Linked DNA regions of Mus musculus: regions 1 and 3 are each linked to region 2. Evidence: chromatin loops called from intact Hi-C (ENCODE). Cell type or tissue: heart. All regions are shown on one strand. Region 1 overlaps Gipr (gastric inhibitory polypeptide receptor). Region 2 holds the start of Gm26802 (a long non-coding RNA gene). Region 3 holds the start of Cd3eap (CD3E antigen, epsilon polypeptide associated protein).

What was found. Peaks named below come from ENCODE experiments on the same cell type or tissue, not always from the same donor. Only the 100,000 strongest peaks of a DNase experiment are listed, where the experiment ranks them.
Region 1: a loop joins it to region 2, with 2.3 times the contacts of the local background. A loop is called at or near these places in 5 of 42 quality-filtered maps.
Region 3: it touches region 2 in a loop (3-fold over the local background); 8 of 42 quality-filtered maps call a loop at or near these places.

What each region holds. Positions count from the first base shown.
Region 1 is chr7:19,153,054-19,158,053 of GRCm38, forward strand. It overlaps Gipr (gastric inhibitory polypeptide receptor), which reads right to left. Exons shown (of 14, transcript NM_001080815.1): 13 at 4,593-4,634; 14 at 4,072-4,515. The coding sequence ends at 4,315. Among named protein-coding and RNA genes, the nearest start is that of Snrpd2, 5.7 kb to the left of the region's middle. In heart, a CTCF peak has its summit at 2,958; a DNase peak (open chromatin) is centred at 4,568; H3K4me3 peaks cover 777 bases; H3K27ac peaks cover 787 bases.
Region 2 is chr7:19,298,812-19,303,811 of GRCm38, forward strand. It overlaps Fosb (FBJ osteosarcoma oncogene B), which reads right to left. Exons shown (of 4, transcript NM_008036.2): 4 at 3,885-5,000. Gm26802 (a long non-coding RNA gene) reads right to left here and starts at 1,982. Exons shown (of 3, transcript XR_881870.1): 1 at 1,516-1,982; 2 at 244-346. In heart, CTCF peaks have their summits at 624 and 2,008; DNase peaks (open chromatin) are centred at 1,958 and 2,500; H3K4me3 peaks cover 2,158 bases; H3K27ac peaks cover 658 bases; H3K27me3 peaks cover 2,200 bases.
Region 3 is chr7:19,359,219-19,364,218 of GRCm38, forward strand. It overlaps Cd3eap (CD3E antigen, epsilon polypeptide associated protein), which reads right to left and starts at 265. Exons shown (of 3, transcript NM_145822.2): 1 at 170-265; 2 at 1-13. The coding sequence starts at 191. It overlaps Ppp1r13l (protein phosphatase 1, regulatory subunit 13 like), which reads left to right and starts at 1,998. Exons shown (of 13, transcript NM_001010836.3): 1 at 1,998-2,098. In heart, CTCF peaks have their summits at 1,913, 2,754 (motif pointing left) and 2,960; DNase peaks (open chromatin) are centred at 213, 1,963, 2,723, 3,193 and 3 weaker places; H3K4me3 peaks cover 4,947 bases; H3K27ac peaks cover 4,963 bases.

The DNA.
Region 1 (5,000 bases), 150 kb before region 2:
ATGTATGGGTGTTTTGCCTGGATGTGTCTGTTCTTGGTACCCATAGGAGCCAGAAAAGGAGAGTTGGATGCCCCTAGAGGTAGTTACATGTGGTGGTGAGGCAGCCATGTGGGTGCTGGGAAAAAAACCTGGGTCTTCTACAAGAGCAACAAGTGCTCTTAACTGTTAAGCCATCTCTCTGGCCCTTTAGCTGTCCTCTTTCTTTTTTCTTTTCAAGACAGAATTTCTCTCTATAGTCCTGGCAGTCTTGGAACTCACTTTGTAGACCAGGCTGTCCTCAAACTCAGATTCCCCCTGCTTCTGCCTCATGAGTCCTGGGATTAAAGGTATGAGCTACCACCATTCAGCCTAGCTGTCCTCCTGAACTGTGGAAGTCACAGCTAACGTTATCCTGTGCGTCCCTGTACAGAACTTCGAAGCCTGCAGCCAAGAAAACTTGCATGTGTTCCCTGAGCTGCTGCCAGAAAGAACAGCTTTGTTGTGTACTTTAGAGCTCTCTCTTTTGTTCTTTTGTGGTCCTGAGAATTGGACCTAGGGTCTCATATGCTTAGCAAGCTCTCCCCCATGAGCTAAATCCCCAGCCCTCCATTCACTTACATATATATATATGTGCCCAAGTACAATATTAGGTGTCCTCTAACACTGCCCTTAATTCCCTTGAGACAGAGTCTCTCATTGAACAGAACCAGGCTGATGCCCAGCAAACTCCAGCAATTCTGTCTCCACCCCATGCTACAGATTCTAATTGAGGGTCTCATGCTTATATCGCAAATGCTTCTAACCACTGAACCATCTCCCCAGTCCTTCCATTAAGACAGGAAACTTCTTAGGAAGTTTCCCAGGCTGGCCTTGAGCTTGTAATCCCCCAGCCATAATCTTCCAAGCAACTAGGATAACAGACCTACGTCACCACAGCTATCCTAAGCTCATTCAGTTGAAACCACTGAGATTCAGGAAAAGCATTGACATGTCCCAAAGTCACCCATGTAAGAGATAATGAAGCTACATCCTGATAGGCAGCCAGGGCTGGTGAAATGGCTCAGTGGCTACCAAGTTTAATGCCTAGCACCCATATGTGGCAACTCCAAACCACCTGTAACAGAACCTGAGGGATCCAACATTCTACCTTCCTTGGGCACCTGCACACAAATACACATGGATTAAAATTAGATACAAAAACAGGCCAGACAGTGGTGGCATATGCCTTTAATCCTAGCACTTAGGAGGCAGAAGCAGGCAGATAGGCAGATTTCTGAGTTCCAGGATAGCCTGGTCAGAGGCAGGGAAATCTTTGTGAGGCCAGTCTGATCTACAGAGCAAGTTCCAGTACAGCCAGAGCCACACAGAGAAACCCCGCCTCAAAAACAAGTAAAATCCCAGCACTCAGGAGGCAGAGGCAGGTGGATTTCTGAGTTCGAGGCCAGGCTGGTCTACAGAGTGAGTTCCAGGACAGCCAGGGCTACACAGAGAAACCCTGACTCCAAAAACAAAAACAAAACAAAAAAAACAAGTAAAATGAAAGCAAACATGAGTGTACCCGTGATCCATCCCTACAGCTTAAGAGGCTGAGGCAGAATTGGCTGCAAGTTCAAGGCTAGCCTGGGTCTACATGGTAAATTCCTGGTGAGCCAGGCATAGTGAGTTCCTTTCAAAAAGAAAAGACTCCATTGAAAATACATTTGGAAAAGTACAGGCTGGGGTCTGGGCGCCCCCTCCATCTCCTCCCACTTAATGGTCTCCCACGATGCCAAGCCGGTAAAGTTGGGCACCTGCCCTCCCCTGCTCCTGAGGCTCTCGAGTGCTGAGGAGAAGCAGGGCCAGGCAGGGAGGCCTCTGCTCCCCACTGGGCTTCGTCAGTTTGCACTGAGAACCTAGGATCGGAGCCTCCTGGCTCACAAAACCTGCAACCTCCCTCTGCATTCTGGGAAGGAAAAGAAAGGGAGTTGGTCTCTTGCCAGGGAAGTTGGCGACTGCCATGGAGGAAGACAGCCGGCCACTCCGTGTGGTGACCTACAGAGTGCCAGTGTGGCTGCTGGGCCTTTAGAGCTATGTATTCTGGATGGCCAGGACTACACTGAGACACCCTGTCTCAAAAAGCCCAAGTAAATAATAAAAGTAAAATTGTAAGCTTTGCAGCCAAGCTGGTGGGCAATGTCAGTCCAGTGAAGCCCACTTATTTCACCCAGGAGCAGGACTGGACTGAGTCTTCAGGTCACAGGCTCAAAGCTGTAGTTCCTGCCCTGTCTGTCACCCTGAACACTCCTCACCAGACATGGAAACTTCGCTTGCCTCTCTGAATGTCAGGGTTACAGTCCAGGATACCTGGCTGTCCAAACGGTGCTTTTATCTACCTTTTTTTTTTTTCTTAATTGCATGTGACAGGGGTAGTTTGTATGTGTGCATATGTGTGTTCACATGTAAATGGGTACATGTGCACACATTTGTATGTTATGGAGACCTGGGGTCACATGGGAAATCTTCACTCTTCCCCGTATGTGGGCACTATGGGCCAGAGTTCTGGTCCCAAGACTGTTGTGGCCAGCACTTTGCCCACTGAGTGAGCCATCTCCCCTGGCCCTTTCTGTTTTGACAGGGTCTTGTTATATAGCCTAGGCTGGCCTCAGATTGGAGCAACACTTCTGCCTCAGCTTCTTGGATGATGGGATTGGGGAAAAGGCTAGCTCTAACTGGTCTGAGACTAGGCAAGTAAATAAGGCTGGTTTTGAACATGCAACAGTTCAGCCTCCGCCTTTGATTGCCTTCAGATAATCCTTTCCAGAGATAAAAGCCAAAGTGGAGGTCCTCAGACGGAGTTTAGTGACAGCTAATGCAGTAGCCCAATTAAGAACTGAGCAAGGCTGGTTCCCGCTGCTTTTGCTGTTTGAGACGATCTCCGAGGTTCAGATAGCCAACCTGTGTTCTTTCAGCTAAGCCTCCCAGATGCTGGGGTTACAGCGCCACCCCTTGTCTGGGTCTGATATTTCTGTGTTGCCTTCCAAACAAGCAGCATGCTCACATGCACGACTTTAATTGTACATATGTCTTAGATTTCAATAGAGATTAGCTCAGGGCAGGGTACAGTAGCAGTGTGGTGTTCGTGGGGTTTTTGCGCCAACACATTGCTCCAGTTGAGCCTCACTCATCTACAGCAGACGACCTCACACACACCCTAGTCATCTCCCTTTCTAGCCTGGCCTCCTCCCACTCCGTAAAGAAGCTTGATTTACTACAGTCTCCACTCCACCAGAAGCCAAAGTCTTAAATCGTGGAGTGTGAGTCAGCTATGAGACACATCTTTCTGGGAACCTTGGGGAAAAATCCAGCAGCCGCTACTAATAAAGGAGGGGTGTGGTGTGAATGGCTGTGGGGTGGGGGTGGGTGTGTCTGGGAGGCGGAAGGATCTGTCTACCTCACTGACCCCAGGCCCTCTTGCTTGGCTGCCAGCTCTCACTCATATAGCTCTGTGTCCTGCTGCTCGGCTTCTCCCACAGCCTAACACAGGCAAAGAGCCTCCCACCCCAGAGCCTTTGAACCTCTCTCCTTTGGTCATGGCAGTCTCCTTTGATCCTGGGATCCCTCAACAAATCCTTCCCACCTCTCTGTGGCCTCCGTTCTGGTCCAGCCACCTACATTCCTCTCACTGGGCTCCCAACTCACTGCCCCTAATAACGAACAGAGAACCATGGAAAACAGCCCAGGAGACACTGCTGCTAAGAATCTTGGGGGTGGAGGGCTGGAGAGATGGAGTTCTGTTAACCTACATGGAGGCTGACAACCATCCAGTCCCAGGGGTCTTCTGCCCTTCAAGCATATGCAGGGGCTGCATGCCTGCGGTGTACATCCGTACACACAGACAAAACAATCGTACACGTAAAGTAAAAATAATCAAATCTTCAGTGAGCCTGGGATGAAATTCCAGTTTCTGCACCCCCTGCCCACTTCTTCCCATCTGGAGGCCCTCGCTTTTTCCAGTGGAGCCACGGAAGCCTTTCTCCATTCTTCCTGTTCCCAAGACCTTTTTGAATGCTGTTCCATCTGCCAGCAATCTTGTCCTCCAACTCTTCAAGAGGTCTCCAGTCACTTCTTTCAAACATGACCCATGACCTAAGCATCATGTCTATCCCAATTGCCTTCCAGTTGATTGTCCTAGACACCTCAATTCTTTTCATAAACGATTCCTCCACAAATATATACACGTGGGGACCTTGTTTTCCGGTTCCTTCGCCTCCATTTCCCCAGCATTGCTCCACTTGGGGCTGGTACACAGTAGGCTCTGAATACATGCTAACTGTACAGACACGGGGGTCCCTTTACCTAGCAGTAACTTTCCAAGACCTCATCCCCAGGCACATGCAGCATCCCAGAGGGCAAGGCGTTGCCAACGGCAGCTTCTCGGCACGCAGAGCTCAAAGGCACAGCCCGGGGGGCGAGTTCCTGGTGCGGACGTGGACGCTGCTCTTGAAGACTGAGACGCAGGCGGCGGTGGCGCCAACCCTGGCGGATCTCCGACTGCACCTGCAACGCCGGGCGCTCAGGGTGACGCTGTTCCCAGGGTGGCCGCCAGGGGGCACGGGCGGGCCAGCCTCTCCTACCTCTTTGTTGATGAAGCAGTAGAGCACGCTCACCAGGAAACCCTGTCAGAGGAGGAGCGAGATCAGATCGCTGCTGTGGACTCATTGTTTCCAGCCTCAAAGTACTGTGGCTGTTACAGGCCTAGTCCTAGGTACTGAGGGCACCTGCTCACTGGCTACCAACTCTCTGTAATGCTCCTCGGACCCCCAAAGGCCGAGAACAAGTGTTGGAAGTTGAACGTCCTGAGTGTAGAACGCTATTCCCTGCTTTCCACATTTGAGGCAAGCAGTCAAACCACTCTGTGCCTCCCTTTCCTCGCCTGGAAAAATGAAGGCGGTGGTTGGAAGAGGTGCAGAATTAATGTGTAAAACGACGTAGTACTTAGCTGTGTGTGGTGGCACATGCCTTTAATTCCAGCACTCTGGTGG
Region 2 (5,000 bases):
GCTCTGGCGTTCCCCTGTACTGAGGCATATAAAGTTTGCAAGACCAAGGGGCCTCTCTTCTGGGTTATGTTATTAAGTTATTAGACAACCCATCCCAACTTCAAAACTGCAATATTTGTATCTCCAGCCGAGTTCTACTTTTAAAATTTAGTTCACTGTTGCTGCTATTGCCACTGCCCCCTCCATGAGGCACTTGCTTAGCAAGGGAAAGGTCATAGGTCACAATCACAGTATGTCACATACCTGCACGGAGAATGGCAAGGTGGCCTAGAGGGTAAAGGTGATTCCTCCAATGGACATGGTAGAAGGACGGAGCCAACTCTGCAAGTTGTCCTTGCACACGCACCTACATGAAAAAATGTTGTTGTTTTTTAAAAAATAACGTTTTCTAAAGATGCTTTCTAAGACATCTTTCCCAAGACATTGTGTTCACATCAAAGAATCAGGTGAGGGGAGAATTCTGGTGAGTAATGGGTCCAGGAACACTAAAGCCACTGGCCTATCTCAGCACCCTGACTCAGGACACACACACACACACACACACACACACACACACAAAGTTTCAGAATTGATGTAGCTCTAGCGCCTCCCAGAGGCCAGCCCAAAAGTCGACCCAAAGTGTAATTCATTGGTTCCTTGTGATTCCTCTATGGCAGGAATTCTTAACTTGTGGTGGGGACCCCTTTGGGGGTGGAATGACTCTTCCACAGGGTCATCTAAGATCACTGGGAAACACAAATGCTTACACTACTATTCATAACAATAGAAAAAATTACAGTTATGAAGTATCAATGAAAATAATTTTATGGTGGTGGTGGAGTCACCACAACATGAGGAAATGTATTAAAGGGTCCCAGCACTAGGAATGAGGAGAACCACAGCTCTAGGGAATTCTGTGTCTCAGATGCATTATGCAGGTGGGGAAACTGAGGCTCAGAGAAAGGTTGTGAAGACATCTATTCACCTTCATAGTCAGGTAGTAAGTGACAAGCATATGGTGGTTTGGTTGTCTGTGGCAGGGGAGAAAGTGACCCTTTTCTAATATTTAAACCGGGGTCAGGTCGGGGAGGCCTTACTAGCTAGTGGTATTTGAGAACAGGATGAGAGGCTTTGGGCCACATGGACATGGGGAGGGAAGGCAACCAGGCTGAAGAGATTAACCAAGGAGGAGTGTGCCTGTGAGAGCCTGCAGCATTCCTCAAAGCAGTTCCAGGAGGGTGGGGTAGGGCTGTTTATGGAGCGAACGAGGTTAGATTGTAGGGATCTGTGAACTAGGTAAAGGAACTCTGATTTTCTGTCTTCTTATAAGTCATCATAAGATTTAAATGGCTTGTTGTGACTCATGCCTGTAATACCATTGGGAGGCTGAGGCAGGAAGATTGCTTCAAAGTTCAGGCAATCCTGGGCTACATAGTGAATTTCAGGCCAGCCAGAGCTAAAGAGTGTGACATATATATATATATATGCAACTCTTATAAAAGAAAACATGTAATTGTGTAATTGGGGTTGACTTACAGTTTCAGAGGCACAGTTCATTATCGTCATGGAAAGAAGCAAAGCATTAAGCAGGCAGACATGGTGCTGGAGAAGGAGCTGAGAGTTCTACACCTTGATCCGAAGGCAGCCAGGAGACCGCGTTCTGCAGACAGCCAGGATCACACTGGCCAGACTTGAGCATACGTACCTCAAAACCTCGCCTCCAAGTGACACACTTCCTCTAACAAGGTACACCTCCTCTAATAAGGCCACTCCTGCCAATAGGGCCACTGCCCCTGGGCCAAGCATATTAAAACCACAACTGTAGGTTTCATTTCCCCTAGGGAGTTGGGCTACAGGAACTCGGCTGTGGTATTATCCATGTCTGAGCCTTAGTTTCCCTGGGCTAATCACATAGATATAAAAAGGGATGGTTTTTAGCGTCTAAACGCAAGGGGAGTTGGTTGTCAACTCCATCACCTTAGGGACTCAGTAGATTCCCTACATACTTGCAGTTCTATAAAGCAACGGCAGGTGTCGCTCTGCGGCCGCGTGCCGTCAGACCCTACGGTCTCGCTTGCAGAAAATCTCGAATTCTGCTACGAATGGGCCGCGTGAGAAGTTTTTCCATTAAAAACAAACAAACAAACAAACAAACAAAAATAAAACTGACTTTTCACTTTGCAAAAAATTCTGCTTTTAGTTAGGGAGACAGGCACTTTAGGCGCTGCTTCCCAGAATGCAAGGCGCTATGCAAATGAAGCTACTTACTTTTTAGTTAGTAGAGTCATTCACGGAACACTTTACTGAGGAAACACATGTTCACAAGAAAAAGTGAAAAAAAATGTTCGAAACCATTGAAATTAATTATCTACTGTATACCACAAATAATGACCATAAGTGAAAAAAGTAGTAGTATCTGGCCTTTATATAACTAACCGAAAATAGCTCCTTTCGCCCGGATGATCCTCAGTGGTCTGGGGTGCAGGCTTCAAACCTGTAGCTGTTTAGCGACAGAGTGGTTCAATTCCACCTTTCGGGCGGGAGTATCTATCCCATTTTGCTCCCTGCAATTCACATTCTTGTACAAAAGCGACCAGCGCGCAGTTAACCTCTCTGAAGCCACCCCTATTCTCATTTATTCTCTCTTCATACTTACACTTTTTTTCCTCCCAGGAATTTCCGACCAAATACATCTCAAAGATGGATTTAAATTAGTCTCCAAAATTCTAGGATCTTGCTGTCTCTCCTTAAACGATTTGCTCATCCAGTCATCTGCTCTTTTATGTATTTAATCACGCATGCATTATTAGTCATTTTTGTTCATTTGTTCACTCCGGCTCAGTCCTGTCTCTGCGTTGGAGCAGTAATGGGGATAGAGTTGTGATCACACCTTTAGCCCTGGTCTTTTGAGGTAACTGAGCCAGTGGAGAGAGCAGGGCACCAGGCAATTGTGTTTTTAATGAACTCGAGCATAGAAGGTCGTCTCACAAGGAGTCCTGAGCAGGGTGGCCTTGAGACACACACTTAATGGAAGACAAGCTGACAGAAGAGCGAGAATGGGGGAACCGAGGCTTGAGCAAATGCCTTCTCTTTTCCAAGAACCCCCTAGACCACCCGACTGGTGAGCATCTCCTCCTGCAGCAAGTTATCCTTTCCAGGCTTGCTATTAAAGAAGAGAAATGTGTTCTGCCTCCTCCATGCCTCTTGGATCCTTTTTCTCCTCTGCTTTCCATTCTCGATCCTTCTTGAAACCCTCAGCGTCCTCCTCAGCCTGGGATGGGCTAGAAGAGACCACCTAACGCTAACCTTCTCTGCTCAAAACCTGCTGCGGCTCTCTAGTGCTTTCAAAGGAGCGTCTGAACTCTGCATCATTGCCTGTAGAATCTCCCTGAGGCTAACTCTCACTCTCCACCTGCCCTCCACTACCCTCACCACGAACTTCTGGCTCCCCTGGTGTACCAAGCCCTCTCCCCATAGCAGATCTTTGCGCTTGGTATCTACGATCCACATGACACTGAACTCCACCAGTGATCCCCTTGCCTCCACCTCTCAAATGCTAGGATTTACAAGTGTGCCCAGCTTTTACACCTTGCCCTTAGCTGTTGCTGAAGTCATTGCACACCCAAGGTGAATAAATTCTTTTCCGATCATGAAGTCTTCCAGACCCTTCACCAAATTTGTACCTTACACTTTTCCGCCCCTTATTTTTTCAAGTAGGTGGCCCAGCCTGGGAACATGGGAAAACCTAGCAAGTCTCCACTTCCTTTTAGTCCCGTTGTAGGTTCTGATTCATTAGGCGTCCCACTAAGTGCCAGCAAGACCTCCCTAGCAATCCAAACTCCGTTTTTCTGAAAGGAAGCCATGTAGTAGATGTCCAGGGAAAACAGACACTTTGACCTGAAGAATACAGTTTTTTAAAAGCTTTTTATTGGCGACAGTGCAGAACCAAGGGGGGGAGGGGAGCTGCCCAGTGCTAGACTGCCCCAGCACCCCCGGGGTCAGGTGCAAAATACAAAAAAACAAAATGAAAAAAATCACAAATACAGCCTGGGTGAGGGCTATGGAGTCAATGAATTGTGGTCGGCAGTGGCAGGCCCTTCTCCTGATCAGACATTTCCACCCAGAATTCTCAACGATATAGATTGTAAAAAATCTACCACCCAGTCACACTTACTTACAGAAGTAAAATTGCATGTCCCCGACAAATCCAGAATTAACAGACAGACCGGAGATCAGAGTCATTGAGAGTGGAGACATGTTGGAAGTGGTCTGAGCGAGACAGACTTGAGAAAGGATAAAGGGAGAGGCCGGGACTGTCTCCAACAGCCAGAGGAGCCGAGACAACAACAAAAAAGTGACAAAAAGGGACAGCCAGAAAGTCTGACTCAAATCCCCAGAAGCGATTTTGAACTCCACAGCACACTTGAAAACAAGGAAGCTCGCACGCACGCACGCACGCACGCACACGCACACACACGCACACTCATATATAATATATTTATTTATACATAATAGATATAAGTGCTTTTTGGGAACCAGGAAAGGGATAAATAGCTGGGGGTGGGGTTTGGGATTAGGTTTGGAACCTAGGGCCCAGGACAGGGTATGGAATGTTCCATGCAGCACGGGGGACGGGCGGTAGGGCCCATCTCCCCAATATTAAAAAATAGAAATCTGACTCGTGGGATTCTCACGAGGTGAAAGCTGGAGGGAAGGGACAGAACTCGTCTTTGGGACTGAAGGAATTGGATGGAGTGGGATAGTGGGAACTCAGCCCCCTCTTAAGTATGCTAGTCCAAAAATATTTGGGGATTCAAATATCGAGGATAGGGGAGCCAAAGCCTCAGCCCTGAAAACTTCTCTGAAAATTGCCTCGACCTCTGTGAGAGGATGCGGGGCTCCCAGGGTGGGGAGAAGTTGGCGTCCTAGGCTGGGGAAGGCGAAGGACTTAAAGAGAAAAAGTCTGGGGCCTGAGCAAGAAGGCCACCGGGATGCGTCGTGGTCATCCTTTCGAGTCTAAC
Region 3 (5,000 bases), 60 kb after region 2:
AACCGAGTGGCACCTGAGAGGAGACAGTCGGGGGGGGGGGTCCTTTTGACATGGCCAACCTCTCAAAGTACCCGTTGGTCCCTCACCCGCCCGGCAGCCCTCCCCAACCCCTTCTGCACCCAGACCCTCCCGGATGCCCTTCGTCTCCACCAGTTCAAGCTCCACTCACTGCAGGCCTGGGTACCCGCCATTCCAGCTCCGGAGGGGCCCACGCAGGACCTGCGCGGAACGCTGCCCACCACGTGGATCCAAGGGGTGGAGCCGCACCCGGAAGCATCCAAGTCCTGTAGGAGAGCTGGGCCGTGGCTCGGCGCTGTCACTATTTGCAGAACCCGGATAACCTCCACTCTTAAATTTCACACAGCATAGGATTAAATAATTTCTCGACGATGCCCTGCAGGGGGAAATCAGTTCCCTGTTCGTCAGAAACGCAAGCTAGCTCGGATCTAGGGTGCCTGTTCCCCCGACAACTTTGCTCACGTGGTTTCTTCCAACACCGTCTTAAAGGGGCAGTGACTCGCCTAGGCCACGGCTTTTAAAGAGACAGAAGATCTATTTGCAGCATTCTTGCAAAAGCTAGGTAAGAATTCTGGTTGTCACGATTGTACTTTTAAAGCTAGAGTGTATCTTCGGAAGTCCCTGGTGCAGCGAACGTGGAAGATTTAACTGAACCAGGTCGGAAAATAGAGAAAAGTGTACGAACGGAGCATTTTAATAGCAATCAGAGGCGGAGCTTCTGAAGTCTAGGGGAAGCGGGAAACTGAGGGGGAGGAGTCTGCAGAGTCATGGGAGGAGCCTCGGACCCCAGAGCCCCAGAGCCTGGCTTGAAACGGGGTGAGGGTTAGTGTCAGGGAAGACTTGTAGATGTCCTCGTGGACTTAGTGTCCGGAATGGGAAGTATTCCTCACGGTTCCGAGGCAGGTAGAGGTGCAGCTGGTCGGTCCCTGTCTGCTCCGCGGCCCAAGTAAACAGCGGCGCGTGCACGTGGGATTTGGGGGACGTGCCCACGCCCCCTCCCAGCAGGACTGCAGCGCATGGGGTGGCGGGTGGAGCCGCGGGACGGTGGCGAGACAGGGAGACTCGACTGCATTCCTGGCCGGTGTGTCAGCGTCGCTGCCCGCCCCTTCTGCGGAGATTTTGGAGACTCCTCCAGCATTGGGATGCTCCCCCCTTCTTCTGAGGCTTTTGAGAACAGAGGTCACCAAGGCTACGAAGGAGTGTTCCCTCCGCCAGGAATCTCCAGACTATGTGTCCACCCTCGCGCGTGGGCGAGAAACTCTGGGGCTCGCCCTTTGTGGGCTTCAAAACTCCAATTCCCAGATAACTCGAAGGTGGCTGGCGATGGACGTCGGTCAGGAGTCTGCTGGGGATTGTAGTTCAGCTTGTTGCTAGGCACGCCAGTAAATCGCCAATGCTGTGATGTTTTGTTTTGTTTTTTTGAGACAGGGTCTCTTTATGTAGTCCAGGCTGGCTCGGAATTCGCTGTGTAGATCAGGATGGCCTTGAACTTTCAGAGGTGCGCCTGTCTCTGCTTCTTAAGTACTAGGATTAGAGGCCCCTTATTTTTATTTTTTGTTTTATTTAGACAGATAACCCGGGGCTTGGAGTCCTGATTAAGGTGGGTCCTTTTCTCGCCATAGTATTGGTCGTGTGAATTTCTCCGCGCCTCCCATCTCCTCCTTAAGTGTCCAAATCTTCACTCAGGCAAGGGGACACTGAGCCTGGAGGAGTGGGAAAGGGCTCAGGGGTTCTTCCCTTGTACCCATAGTGAGGTGAGGGTCTAAATTCTTGTGCATTTCGCCGTCCAGGACGTCCATGATCTTCTGGACCTAGCTCTGGCTGACTGTCAAATGGATCGCGTCTGACTCCAAATGGAAGTGTCCCTGGCGGCGCCTCGCCCATTCGGGACTACAAATCCCAAGGTGCTCCAGGCAACCGCAGTTCCCCCTCCTCCGAGGGACACGCCTCCCTCCAGTCAGAGTCACGTCGTCTAACCTGTTCCCAGGCGACTGCCCCGCCCCGTCCTCCGCTCCCCGCCGCTGGAGCCGGAGCCGGAGCCCGAGGAAAAGCCCCCCGGTGCCAGGATCTGCCCCGACGCGTGAGTTCCACCCCCACCCAGGGTCCAGCCACCCCAGAACCGGATACCGCGTTCCTGGGAAGACTTATTGGAAACTCGGACCTTAAGTCCAGGGGAATAGTGTGGGGAGCTCACGCCTGGATCCCTGGAAAGAAGGAACTGGGGTGCCGACTTTACTGGGCAGATGGATAGGGGGTTTGGACATCTGCTCTTAGTGGTGCTCGGAGCCCTTGGTCCTGGGGAGTTATTGGAGCTGGAATTTTTTGAATACTTTAATTGGGGACCCTTGGAAGTGTCTTAGGGTGCTGTTGAGGTCCCGGGTCTCTGTATTTGGGGCAGATGTGGGAGATCAGGACGTTCTAGAATGGTCCGGCGCCCGGTCACCCTCCAGCTGCCTTCAGCACCGAACCACTAGGTGTTTGAGTAAAATTAGTGGCACTGGACTAGTGGATCCTGGTCTTCGAAAAGAGTGGGACAAGCACGAGGGGCGTGGGTTTCTCAGGAGGCTGTGTGCGCTACACCCCACCTTCTGGTTTTGGGATGGGGGCAGGGAGTGAGAAGCCGGGGCAGCTCTCCAACCTCTTCTGTGCCGCTGAGCGAACCCCAACATGTCATTAGCTGGGGCGTCAGACCTGCCTAACCAGAGGAGTCACATTCGCCCAGGAGCGCCCCCTAGCGGAAGCGGGAGTCAGACCTCTTATTGCCCCCACGGGATGGGAAATAGGTGGTGTTTGGTAAAGTCATTCTAGAGCCCAGGGCAGAATAACAGGACTGCAGGGCTGGATCTGGTAGGCTTCTGTGGCCGTGTACTGCTGCGTTATGCGTTACAGAGAATGGAAGTGGTAAACAGGCTGGCGGGCCATACAGGCAGTTGAATTGGACGTCTCCTTCGCTCTTGTGACAGCTGTCTGTGTGTGGAAGGAATTCCTTCACTGCCACCAGCTTTTCTAATTAACCTTCTTCCTCCTGGGGTGGGGCTCCTTGTGACCCAGAGGTGAGGCATGTTGCCTCCACTTCCATCTGTCTGACCTGAGGTATTATGGGAGATAAGGGAGGGAGGGAGGCTAATTCTGGAGGTGTCTGTCTGTCCTTGAGCCAGGGAGAGGGCAGGGGCAGGCACGCACCTCCCACTGTCTCTCCACCTCTGAGCCCTTATGTAGGGGGATTACGAAGCTGGTGGGGGAGAAGGGTCTGAAGAGGGAGGGTGTTTGCGAATGCCTGGGCTGGAGTGACAGCCTGAAATGAAGCTAAGGAACAATAGCCACAGCTGCCAGCACAGGCTGTGTGTGTCCTGCCAGGCTCAGGTCAGGATGGGTCTCTCTGTCCACACAGGCATTTGGCAATCACCCAAAGGTAGAAACAGCGAGTTCCACCTTCAGTGGAGTTCGTTGACCCCCGAGAGGATGCCTCCCTAGCAATGGGGAAACTGAGGCTGGTCCTGGGAACTTTCCAGTTTCTGTCTGGAACCTTCCAGGGCCTCTCATCCTGCCGTAGCCCTACATTCCTGGGGATAGTCACTGTTGCTCTCTGGTGGGAGAATTAGGGTCCTGTGGTCTAGAGGCTCAGGCGGTTGAGACCACTGGCAACAGAACGCACAGCTCTTAGAAGCGCAGAAGGAAGGGGTTGATGTGTGGCTCAGCCAGTAGAGTGCTCACCTAGCGTGCAGGAAGCCCAGGTTCAATCTCCAACACTGCATAAAAAAGACTGTTAGGGTACATAGCACTGGGAAGGTGGAGGCAGGTGGAATGAGAGTTTAAGTATAGCAGAGAGAGAGAGAAAGAGAGTGAGAGAGAGAGAGAGAGACAAGATAAGCTCAGTGGTGGCAGTAGCCCATGCCTTTAATCCCAGCACTCAGGAGGGAGTTCCAGACAAGCCAGGGAGATATAAACCAACCGACCAAGAACTCTCACAAAAAAATTATACACTGGGTTTTCATCCCTCCCTCTGAACCTGCCCGCGTGTGATCGATCGATCGATCGATCGATCAATACCCCAGGCCTCAGGGACTGAACTCAGGCCTTTTGCTAGCTACACAAGCACTGAACTGCTGGGAGCTAAAATTCAGCTCTTGTTCTTCTAAGGCAGTGTCACTTATGTAGCCCAGGGTGGCTTCGAACTAGAGACCCTACTGCCTCAGTGTCCCATGTGCTGGGATTGCAGACACTCATGTGTGTCGCCCTGAAGAACCTTGGAGGAGGGTTGGTAGAGTTAACAGTCCAGGATGCTTGACATTCGGTCCTTAAATTGCACTGTTGTAAGTACTGCATATTTTAGGTCCTCCAATGCCCACACCTCATCTAGGTGAAGGCCTTAATCCCCCCCGACGGCACATGGAAGGAAACAGGGACTGAGAAGCTACGCCAGGAGCTAGCTCAAAGCTTAGCTAGGAGAAGTCCCATGTGCATGCATTCCACCGACTTAAAAATCAAGTCTGACCCGGCTGGAGCAAAGGATTGCACTCTGGGTGTTCCCAGCCCATCTCAACACCCTGACCTGGATCCCACTGACTCCTCCAGGAAGCCCAAACGGGATCCTTCACCTCTGGGAACCGGGCTGGAGGGCAGAGGAGGCCGGACGAGGAGACCAAGGGTGGAGCACAGATGGCAGCCAGATGAAGGGAGAGCTAGAGTTGGAGGAGGCCCAAGGAAGAAGACCTGAGGGTGGAGGGCAGGGACAGAAAGAAGCCTGGGAACAGAGACTCTGCCACGCCCTCGCGGCCCGCTGCGCTCCCCTGCTCCCGGAGCTGTGCACCTGCCCGGGCCCGCCTAGCATTCCCAGGCCCTGAGCTCAGCTGTCCAGCCCGCGGGGAGCGCGCGTCCCCTGGCGGTCAAGGCGTTTCTAACACCCACATTAGCCTCGGGAAGAGCAGGGCTCTCTGAAACTGAAGAAGAGGCTTACCTATTTGATAATGGCACAGTCGCCA